2 separate regions of the Homo sapiens genome follow, and region 2 is linked to region 1. A link is a loop called in an ENCODE intact Hi-C map of the cell type or tissue named here. Cell type or tissue: natural killer cell. All regions are shown on one strand. Each heading gives the region's core, and the rest is flanking DNA. Links, peaks and the distances in the headings are about the cores only.

Region 1 (5,365 bases), core at 102-5,101:
AGGTGGGTACCATTTTCTACCCCACCCTCATTCAGGGACACTGTCTTCAGTGATGCTGACTGTTGTACATGCTGCGTGACACTTGTAGGGGTGGGCTGAGTGTACCCAGCCTTTCCCCACTTTGGGACATTTAGGGGTTTTGTGGCTTTAGGTAGCTCCGTAGCAACCCAAGTTCTTTCTGCTCCAGGGTTTCTGAACGTGGCTGCGGCCGAGCCTGTGGCAGGATCATAGTGTCCACAGGCGAGGGCGTACTCAGGGTTTTGCCTCCTTCCAGGCTCGGACCCCGTCCCCTGGGAAGTCATAGTCTCCCAGCTTATGAGCAGGGGATGGCTCTGTCACCTGATTTCTAACCCTGGACTCCTGTGGTTCCAGGTGGAACTTTTGGAACCCTGTCTGTAAAGCACACCTGTGTCCCAAGTGAGGGGCAGGGCTGGCCCTGGGGTCCAGGTGTTCTGAGTGTGCCATGGGATGTGGAGGGGACATGGGGTTCTGGGCAGCCAAAGCTCCCGGGACACTGGCTCCAGCTCTTCCTGGGCCCGTGGCCAGCTGACAGCTGCGTCTGTTGCTTCCGGGCACAGGTACTCCCGAGTTCATGGCGCCCGAGATGTACGAGGAGCACTACGATGAGTCCGTGGACGTCTATGCCTTTGGGATGTGCATGCTGGAGATGGCCACCTCGGAGTACCCCTACTCGGAGTGCCAGAATGCGGCCCAGATCTACCGCAAGGTCACCTGTGTGAGTCCACCTGGCCCCTTGGTTAATTAATAAGGACACAGAGGCCTTGGGCCGTACCCTGGGCTGGGCTCCATGTGGCTCTGTAAAGCCATCCTGGCAGCTGTGTAAGGAGCTTGGCCATTTTGCAGAGGGGGAAACTGAGGAGATTGGCCATTTTACAGAGGGGGAAACTGAGGCTTAGTAGCGGGGTGGTTACTCAAGGTCTCCTACCTGAAGGGATGGTGGTGCATGGGGTGCTGTGGGCAGTGCTTACCCATGGAGGCTGTCGCTCTCACAGCAGGGATGGTGGGGAGACTGAGGCTCAGAGAGGCTGGAGCTTCACCATAGCCCCCTGCCTGGAGGCGTGCCTAGGCCACCCATCCCCAGTGCTCACACTCTGGGCCGCCCATGGCTGCCTGCTTTCCTATCTTCTTCATTTTGAAACAATGGTTTGATTTCTTTTTCAGCTAAACCAGTCACTCCTACACCAAGTGTGTCTCTAGGCAGTCGTCAGCGCCAGGCAGCTGGGAACGTTAATCCCTGTTTTGCTGTCGCTGTGATTTTTTTCTTTAATCGGACGGCTTCAGCTGCATAAACAGATCTGTCTTGTCCTCCCTCTGTGGTGGCCCCACTGGGTGGAGGGAATGCAAACAGAACATCTGGAAATGGAATGGCCAGGCCAAGGCTTTCTGTGCCTGTTTTCTGCACCACCCGTCTTGTTGTGAAGCCCAGGGGCCTGCAGAGCTGTCCCTGACATGCGGCGTCTGCACTGAGGGCCCAGGCTGCCCTGATCCCTGCAGTCCCTGCTGTCTCCACATGCCACCTGACTGGGTGGGGCCGCGCTGCCCCTCAGTGCTGCTCTGCGGGGCCATGGCTGCTTCTGCAGGTGCACCAGGGGCTGTGGTCCTCAGCAGCTGCACAGCCTCACTCTGACCCATCCCTCCATCCCGAGCCCTCCTTGCAGATTACCTGCATTTCTGTCCCTTGGTTGTTGTAAATCATCGGTCACTTGGTTGTTCTGAGCCCCTCCTGTGTGCCCCTGAGGAAGTGGGAGGGCAGACAGAGTCCTTGACTCACCTGTGGGCCTGGGTCAGAAACTTCACAGACAGGTGCACAGTTTTCCGTGGGTACTGGAAGGAGTGTCAGGACCTGCTGGCTGTGTGCAGCGGCCCTCCAGGGAGGCAGGGATGGTCTGCAGCAGGAGGAAGTGGGGCGCTCCAGAGATTAAGAGCTCCATTTGCCAGGCCTTGGGGTGCTGGTGTGGGATGGGAGGGCCCCTGGGTTCACTGTGGAGGGTGGATGGTGGTCTGTCCTGAAGCTGTCCCAGGGGCTGGTGGTGCTCCTCGACCCTGGGGGTGTACACTACTGGGCAGAGCCCTTAGGTTCTTCACTCCTGTGTCTGCCCCAGGCTGGGGGCTCCAGCACCCAGGGCAGGTGGGCGTGCCCCCACCCTCCTCCCTGACCTTGGGAAAATTTATGCTTTATGTTCTCTATATTAAGAGTCAGGTGAAGCTTTTGAAGGCTAAATCGTGTTGAAGGAGAAAGAACGTGATAGTTGGTACCCTCATTGTGTTTAAAATTTTTTAAAATTAGTTGCTCATACACCGTCTTACTCCACTTCCAACACAAAACAACCTAGCAGATTGCAAGCAGCACCTGGCCCCGCCCTGCTGCTTCTGAGTCCGGTTGCAGGGCTTGCCCTCTGCTCCCTTCATGCACAGCCATCAGCTGGGTGAGGAGCCACTGTCCCTCAGGCTGCCACCCGCACCCCCCCGCAACAAAGCCGCATGGCCTGGCCCTTGGCCAGCAGCAGTGACCACAAATAGTGCTCCTGCACCCTCAAGGAGGAGGTGTGGGGAGGAAGCCCAGGTGTGGTTAGAAAGGCCCGGCTCTGTAGGAGGCATCCCATCCACCGCATCATGGCGCTGCCTCTACTAGCCTCCTGGAACAGGGGCCCTCGTGGCCCTACTTGGGAGGCTCGGTGAAGCTCTGATCAACACCTTTCCAGAGACTGACTGCTGCATTTGAGGTGTTAACCCCAGTATCAAATTCTGCAGCTGAGGTGGAGGTGTGCAGTGTGTTGTGGCCGGGGTGATGGTGGCTTTGACAGAAGTAGGGTGACCCAAGAAGGTTCTGAATGGTAGGAGACCAGGCTCCTGGCTTCAAGCAGTGGGGAGGGGAGATTTGGAAGGGAATTGCAGCGGTTTCACAGAATTCTTCAATTTATTCCCAGCTCGGCTTTATCTCGCTTCATCTATGGGCTTAGAGTTTCCATCAAAGTTGTGAAATTTTCAGCCATTATTTCTTCAAGTCTTTTTTTATGTCCCCTTATCTTTTTTGGGATTCCAGTTTTATGAATGTCATGTGCATATGTGACCTTGGTAGCATTTCAGATTCTGAAATGAGCAGAATAGAGCCTCAGTGACCATCTTTCTCTGCTGCATCACATCTTCAGGTTCACTCGTCTTTTTTCTGCAGTGTGTAATCTGCTGTCAGTCTGCTGCGGTGAAGTGTTCGATTCAGATGGGCTTTTCATCTCGAGTTCTATTTGGTTCTGTTTTTATCTCTCATTTTTTATGTTCATTTTCCTTTACTGCTTGTATGTATCTGTAAAGAGTTTTAACCTGCTTGCCTACAAGTTGCAGCCCCTCTCACTTGTAGGTCTCTTTCTGTTGGCTGGCTTTTCTGCAAGGTCGTGGGTCACATTTTCTTGCATCTCAGCATTTCTAGTAATTTTTGATTGGATGCTGTACATTGTACACATCCTGACCTGTGTGAACTCTGTGAATTGCCCTGCCTGCAGCTCCCTGTGGTTCTTCACCCGGCCCTGTGGCATTGACAATGCACATGTGGTTTTGTGGTCTGGTCCTCAGCAAAGGCTGGAGGGGACCAAGGTGCAGATACTTGGGGCTCTTTTTTTTTTTTTTGCTGTATGTTCTCTTCTTTCTGGAACTCTGCCTGTGGCCTCCTCAGCCTTCCTGAACTCAGCTCTACCCCTCAACTCAGTGGGGCCACAGGGCTCTGCTGGTTTACGGTGCCTTGTCTGGGAACTGCTCTGGGCAGTGAGCTGGGGCCATGGGAGATTGTGTCCCTTTCTCCCAGAGCCCGCATTTGGCTCTGCCCTGTCATCCGTTTCACATATTTTGCCCAGTTTTCTAGTAGTTTGTGCAGGTTAAGTCCAGTGCCCGTGTCCTGCCGTGGCTGGGAGTGGGAGTTCCTCCCACTGTGGTGGAGGCCTCGCCTTCCGGCAGCCGATCGGGTCAGGTAACTCTGCTCTCTCCCTGTCAGGGTATCAAGCCGGCCAGCTTTGAGAAAGTGCACGATCCTGAAATCAAGGAGATTATTGGGGAGTGTATCTGCAAAAACAAGGAGGAAAGGTGAGTTCCCCTGAAGGGCTGGGTTCTGGGGTCCATCTCCAGCTGAACTCATTCCAGCTTGCATTGAGAGCTGTGTTCTTGATGAGGGGACTTCAAGACAGGCAGGCTCAGGCCAGGGTGTCTGGGGCACGTTAGCAGGGGCTGGTGAGCATGTCGGCCCTGAGTGCGTGTGGGTGACACCAGGCCAGGAGGCCAGGCCCTCACGTCCTTGTTGGCCATCTGGAAACCCTCTCCTTGGCTTTGGGGACAGCCCCCTCCTTGGCTTTGAGGACAGTCCTGTCCTTGGCTGACTGCTCCTCCAGGACCCAGCCTGTAGCATCTGAGCACCTGGGGCTTCTCTCCAGCCTCTCTGCTCCTCTCTGCATGACTCCCATGCCTTGAAGAACATCCCCACGCCAGTGGCTCTAGGTGTGGGCCTCCATTTGGAGCCCTGACGTGTATTTCATGGACTGGGTTGTTTGGCCCTTCTCAAAAATAGCAGGCCTGGAACCGCTCCACAAAGCCGGCTCCCCACCTCCAAGCAGGGCCTGTCCTTCCCTGTTGGTCAGGTGGAAGGCTGGGGGTGCTTCCTCAGCCTTCCCTCCCCCTCACACTGGAGTACACCCACCATCTGACGTGACACCCCTCAGCAGTAAGCAGGGATGGATTGTGGATACTCGAAACTACACAGGTGACTCTGGAGCACACACAGAGGAAGCCAGGCCCCAAAGAGTGCGTGCTGTGTGGTTCCATTTATAGGGTAAAGGGGGTTATAGGTTAGTGGTTAGGGAGGCTTCTTTGGGTGGCCAAGCCCTGCAGAGCCCCGAAGTGGTCACCATGGCAACACCCTGTGGCCCGCCCTCCCGGATCCCTGCAAAGAGCCTTCGAGGCTGGGTCTGGCTGGGGCCCCCCCAGTTCTGCAGGTCCTCACTCTCCTCCAGCTCACCCTCTGCTCTGCTCTCTGTCATCTGGCCAGCATCCTGAAGGAAGCCCCCTTGAAAAGGTCACTGCTTCATGGCACTGGGCACAGGGAGCTCAGAGCGTGGGGGGCTCCGCCTCTGTGTCCATTTTAGACCTACCCAGGACTAAACACTAAAATGTTTCAGTTGTGTCTTCTGACAATTGAAAGCTGGCTAGCACATCCACAGGGGCTGTATTTGCATAATGGGAGGCCTAATGTTTTTCCAAATCCTCTTTTGTATCATTGAATCTTTTATGAGCATGTTTTTTTTTTTTATAATGAGGGGGAATAAAGGAAGTCTTAAAACACTATGTGTTAATAGTAAGACTGGAT
Region 2 (5,365 bases), core at 224-5,223, 78 kb after region 1:
ATATGATCTGTTGATAGTGCCTTTGGATGCACGAAAGTTTTAAAATTTGTCTTGTTTTTCATTTGTTGCCTGTGCCTTTAGTGAAATACCCAAGAAATCACTGCCAAATCCAGTGTTGTGAAACCTTTTCCTTAAGTTTCCTACTAAGAGTTTTCTGGTTTTCGCTTTCACATTTAGAACTTTGGTCCATTTAGAGTTGATTTTTTTTCTTTTTTCCTGAGATTGTGTCTCACTCTGTCGCCAGGCTGGAGTGCAGTGGCATGATCTCAGCTCACCGCAACCTCTGCCTCCCGGGTTCAAGCAATTCTCCTGCCTCAGCCTCCCAAGTAGCTGGGACTACAGGCTTGCACCACCATGCCCAGCTAATTATTTTATTTTATTTTTAGTAGAGACGAGATTTCACCATGTTGGCCAGGATGGTCTCGATCCCTTGACCTCATGATCCGCCCGCCTCGGCCTCCCAAAGTGCTGGGATAGAGTTGATTTTTGTGAGGCAAGGCAGGGCTCCACCTTCTTTTTCTGGTATGTGCATATCCAGTTTTCCCAGCAGACGTTGTTGAAAACTGCTTTCCCCTTTGAATGGTCTTGGCCCCCTTGTGGAGAGTCACTGCAGCATAAGAGTTAGCCTTCATCTCTGGGCTCTCCTCTCCTGTGACTCCCGTAATGTTTTACTCATCCACTTCATGGTGGACCACCCTCTGGCTCTGTCCACTCTGCCACTTTTTTCCTCTGCTCCTCACAGGATCATTTCCATTGTAAGTGTCTCCAGCTTGCTGATTCTTTATTCTGCCTGCTCAGATCTGCCGGTGAACCCCTCTAGTGAATTTGTAAGTGTCAGTTATTATTTTCAGCTCTTCTAGTTCCATTTGATCACCTTCATAATTCCTATCTGTTGATATCCTCATTGTGTTCCTCTGTGATTTTCCTGACTTCCTGTAGTTCTGTGTCCATGGCTTCCTTCAGTTCTTCGAGCACATTTAAGACAGTCGGTTTAAAGCCTTTGTTTACTAAGTCCAATGTCTAGGCTTCCTTGGGCATGTTTTTGTCAGTTAAATATTTTCCTTTGAATGAGTCATACCTTCCTGTTTTATTTGCTTTAGATTTTAGGTCACTAAATTTTTCTTTGTGTCTAAACTGCTGTTAAACCTATCCATTCAGTTTTTAATTTGGGTTATTGTGTTTTTCAGTTGAATTTTTTTTTAACCGTATCTCCTGTATCTTTAAAAAAAAAAAAAAGTTTCTGACTCTTTACCAAAATTCTCTATCTTGTATCTCCTTCACATAATATTTTTTAGTTTTTGTTTGCTCTTTGTCCTAGTTTTTCTTTATATTGCCTTGTCTTTTCTTGTGACTTTTTAAATATTCTGTGTAGGACATTGTAGTTGAAATTGTATTTGCAAAAAGAATTTGAGGTCTAGTAATAGGTTTCTCATTATTGTTTAATTTGCCTTAGAGCAAATTAAACAATTTTCATATTCTTATATTTTCATATTCTTATCAGCCGTCTTTTAAAAAGTGCCTGGTCAAGGATAGTGACCATTTAAAAGTTGATTTGTTTAACTTTTTATTATTGATTTGTGGGAGTTCATCATATATCTTTTGTCATATACAAGGGGGCTTCCAAAAGTTCACAGAAAAATGGAATTAAAAGATAAAAGTAAGAAATATATGGCTGGCCATGGTAGCTCACACCTGTAATCCCAGCACTTAGGGAGGCTGAGGCAGGTGGATTGATTGAGTCCAGGAGTTCAAGACCAGCCTTTGCAATATGGCAAAACCTCATCTCTACAAAAAATATAAAAATTAGCTGGGCTGCTGGGTGCAGTGGCTCACGCTTGTAATCCCAGCACTTTGGGAGGCTGAGGCGGGTGGATCACCTGAGGTCAGGAGTTCAAGACTAGCCTGGCCAACATGGTGAAACCCTGTCTCTACTAAAAGTACAAAAAAAAAAAAAAAATTAGCCCAGCATGGTGGTGGGCTTCTGTAATCCCAGCTACTCAGGAGGCTGAGGCAGGAGAATCGCTTGAACCTGGGAGGCAGAGGTTGCAGTGAGCCGAGATTGTGCCATTGCACTCCAGCCTGGGCGACAAGAGCAAAAGTCCGTCTCAAATAAAAATAAAAAAACAGCTGGGCATGGTGGTGCATACCTATAGTTACAGCTACTAAGGAGGCTGAGGTGAGAGGATCGCTTGAGCCCAGGAGGTCAAGGCTGCAGTGAGCCGAGATAGTGCCACTGCACTCCAGCCTGGCGACAGAGCAAGACCCTGTCTGAAAAAAAAAAAACAGCTGGGCATGGTGGCACATACCTATAGTTACAGCTACTAAAGAAGAAATACACGCTTTTTTCTTAACACAAGCACCATCAAGTTCAAGACACTTATAAGCAATGATGCCAGCCATTTATAAGCAATGATGCCAGCCATTTATAAGCAATGATGCCAGCCATTTAGTCCCTCCCTAAAGACCTAATGGTCCTGGGAATTTAACCATGGCCATGGAGTCTTTTTTACATTATTAATTGACAAAAAATGGGTGCCCTTTACAGATGTTTCAAAATTAGGAAGCAAAAAGAAGTCAGAGGGAGCCAAATCAGGACTGTAGGGTAGATGCCTGATGATTTCCCATGGAAACTCTTGCAAAATCACCCTTCTTTGGTGAGAGGAACGAGCAGGAGCATTGTCGTGATGGAGATGGACTCTCTGGGGAGGCTTTCCCGGGGGGGGTTTTGCTGAAGCTTTGGCTAACATTCCCTAAACATTCTCATACTAAGCAGATGTTACATTCCTTGTTACCCCTCCAGAAAGTCAGCAAGCAGAATGCCTTAAGCATCCCAAAAGCTGTTGCCACAATGTGCTCTTGACTGGCCCACTTTTGCTCTGATGGGACCACTTCCAGCCCTCAGCACCATTGCCTTGACTGCACTTGGTCTTCAGGACCATACCAGGAAAGCCACGTTTCATGTCGCTATAGTTCAAAGAGAGCTTCAGGATCTCCATCCCACTTGTTCAAAGTTACCACTGACAGCTCTGCTCTTCTCTGCGCCTGATGTGGGCGCAATGGGTTTGGCACCCATTGAGTGGAAAGTCTGCTCAACTTTCATTTTTCTGTCAGAATTGTGTAAGCTCAACCTACTGAGCTGTCTGTGGTGTTGGCCACTATTTCTGCTGTTAACCACCCGTCCTCTGCACTTACGGCTCAGACCAGATGAGTGTTTTCCTCACAAAGTGATGCGGATGGCCTGCCGCTGTGGGCTCCGTCTTCAGCATGGTCTCATCCCTTCTTAAAACAAGTCAACCATTTGTAAACTGCTATTTTCTTTGGGGACATGGACCCTGTAAACTTTTCAGAAAGCATCAGTGATCTCACCATTCTTCCACCCAAGCTTCACCATACATGTGATGTTGGTTCTTGCTTGGCAGAATTCACGTTATTGTGATAGGGGCTCTTTTCAAACTGAAGTCTTCTCCTTCTTAGTGCCTCAGACTACCTCCTCTTCAGACATGCTGCAATAAGTTAGTACAAGTTTATTTGGGTACAAAGATTTTTTTTGAAAGTCATGCATAGTTTTTTCATGGTATGTCTTTTCCATGAACTTTTTGAAGACCCCTTGTGTGTGTGTGTGTGTGTGTGTGTGTGTGTGTGTGTGTGTATATAATGGATATAGTCTACCAATCTGTGGTTTGTGTTTTCACTTTCTTAATGGTGAACATGAAATGGTAAAAATTTTAATTTTTTTTTTCCTAAAAGCTTTGCAGCTTTAGCTATTGCTTTAGATCCCATGAGCCATCTCAAATGAACTCTTGAGTATATTTTGATGCAGAGGTAAATCTGTTTTTTTCCTCTCTGCATATCTGATCGTTCCAGCCCCTTCCTCTCCATATTGAATTGCACTGAATTGAGCAGACATTCGTCAAGTGGTCGTCTGTGTGTAGGTCCATTTCTGAATTTGCTATTTTGTTTGCTTTAGCAATTCCCTTATCATTGTGGCAACACCACACTCTCTTCATGACTGAAGTTTTCTAGGAAGTTTAATCTTTGCTCAGGAAAGACTTTCAGTGTTGATCTTCTTCAAGAAGTTCTTGATTTTTTTCAGGTCGTTAATATTTCCATATGTTTTAGGAACAGCCTGTCACTTTCTGCAGGCTAGCCCACTGGGATTTCGGCTGGGAGTGGATTCAGTCTGTTGATTATCTGGGTGAGGTTTGACATATGAACAACATGAGCGTTCCTGTGAATGTAGTGTCCGTTTACTGGCATCTTTTTTGTTTCTCTGCAGTGTAAAGATGTTATACCTCTTTCATTAAATTTATCCCTAGGTAGCTGATGTTTTGGAATGCTATTATAAATGTTATTTTTCTTTAAATCTCCTTTTCCAGCTTCCTGTTGCTAGAATATAAAACTATGGTTGACTTTCGTACCCCATATCCTGCAATTGTGCTAAATTTGCTATTAGTTCTAGAAATTGGTTTGTCCATTCTTGTGGGTTTTCTGCATACACAGTCTTGTCATCTGCATGAGGCCAGTTCTCCTTCTCTCTGTCCAGTCTGTGCGGTTGACTCCTTTTCCTCCCCGCCTGGAGATCCCCGTGGTGTCGACTGGAAGCATGGAGGCACCTTGGGGAGGTATTGGGCATTTTGTCGTGGGCAGGGGCTCAGCTGTCGGTTCCATAGAGGACCTTCCAGATAAGGAGGCCCCTCCAGCCCCTGACTGCCGAGCTTGATTTCCAGGAAGGGTTGTGGAAGTCACCGAGTGCCCTCCATGCACCTGTGAAGAGTGCCCAGTGGGGCCCTCCCTGGAGTGGAGAGGAGTGACTCCCCGTGGCCAGCAGCCTTGCCTTCCTGGGGCACACCCCGCATACAGCTTCTCCCCGGGCTGGGACAGTGGAAGGGCTGCCTTGCCATCACCTCCCTGCACACTTGCTTTGCCCAGGTCCTGGGGCTCTGCTCCTGCCAGCTCCTGGGTGGTTCATGCTCCTGTGAGGGCACTGACCAGCCAAGCAGGAGGGCTTTGTGGTGGCTGAGTAGAGGCATGTGGGGTCACTCATGCGCCCTCAGGGTCCAGGCCCCACTAGTCCTCCTCCAAGTCCCATTTTGGCTGGTGGACACCCAGGTGTGTGGCCTAGAGGCTATCAGGCTGCAGCTTGGGGAAGCAAACAAGGGAGGGTGATGGTTCCTGGCCCCACACCATCATTCTGGTGTCAGCCCTGAGAGGGTGCCTGTCACAGCAGGTTCCAGGACTGCTGCCTCCTGAGGATGGAGAAACTGTGGCACCCTGGGGGCCACTAAGGGAGGCCAGCTGATTGCAGCCACGTGTACCTTCCTCTTCTCGTCTCTGTGTTTTGTAGATGACCGCACCTCGAGCAGGA

The links. Hi-C counts contacts between places; a loop is a spot of excess contacts. Peaks named below come from ENCODE experiments on the same cell type or tissue, not always from the same donor. Only the 100,000 strongest peaks of a DNase experiment are listed, where the experiment ranks them.
Region 2: it touches region 1 in a loop (2.5-fold over the local background); 1 of 110 quality-filtered maps calls a loop at or near these places.

What each region holds. Positions count from the first base shown.
Region 1 is chr9:93,234,230-93,239,594 of GRCh38, forward strand. WNK2 (WNK lysine deficient protein kinase 2) reads left to right here. Exons shown (of 30, transcript NM_006648.4): 5 at 579-736; 6 at 4,004-4,092. Among named protein-coding and RNA genes, the nearest start is that of WNK2, 53 kb to the left of the region's middle. RefSeq lists an enhancer at 3,823-4,323. In natural killer cell, for the core only: no CTCF peak of the experiment used is centred there; DNase peaks (open chromatin) are centred at 2,772 and 3,552; H3K27me3 peaks cover 999 bases.
Region 2 is chr9:93,312,176-93,317,540 of GRCh38, forward strand. It overlaps WNK2 (WNK lysine deficient protein kinase 2), which reads left to right. Exons shown (of 30, transcript NM_006648.4): 29 at 5,345-5,365. Among named protein-coding and RNA genes, the nearest start is that of WNK2, 130 kb to the left of the region's middle. In natural killer cell, for the core only: CTCF peaks have their summits at 595 (motif pointing left) and 796; DNase peaks (open chromatin) are centred at 596 and 3,116; H3K27me3 peaks cover 2,414 bases.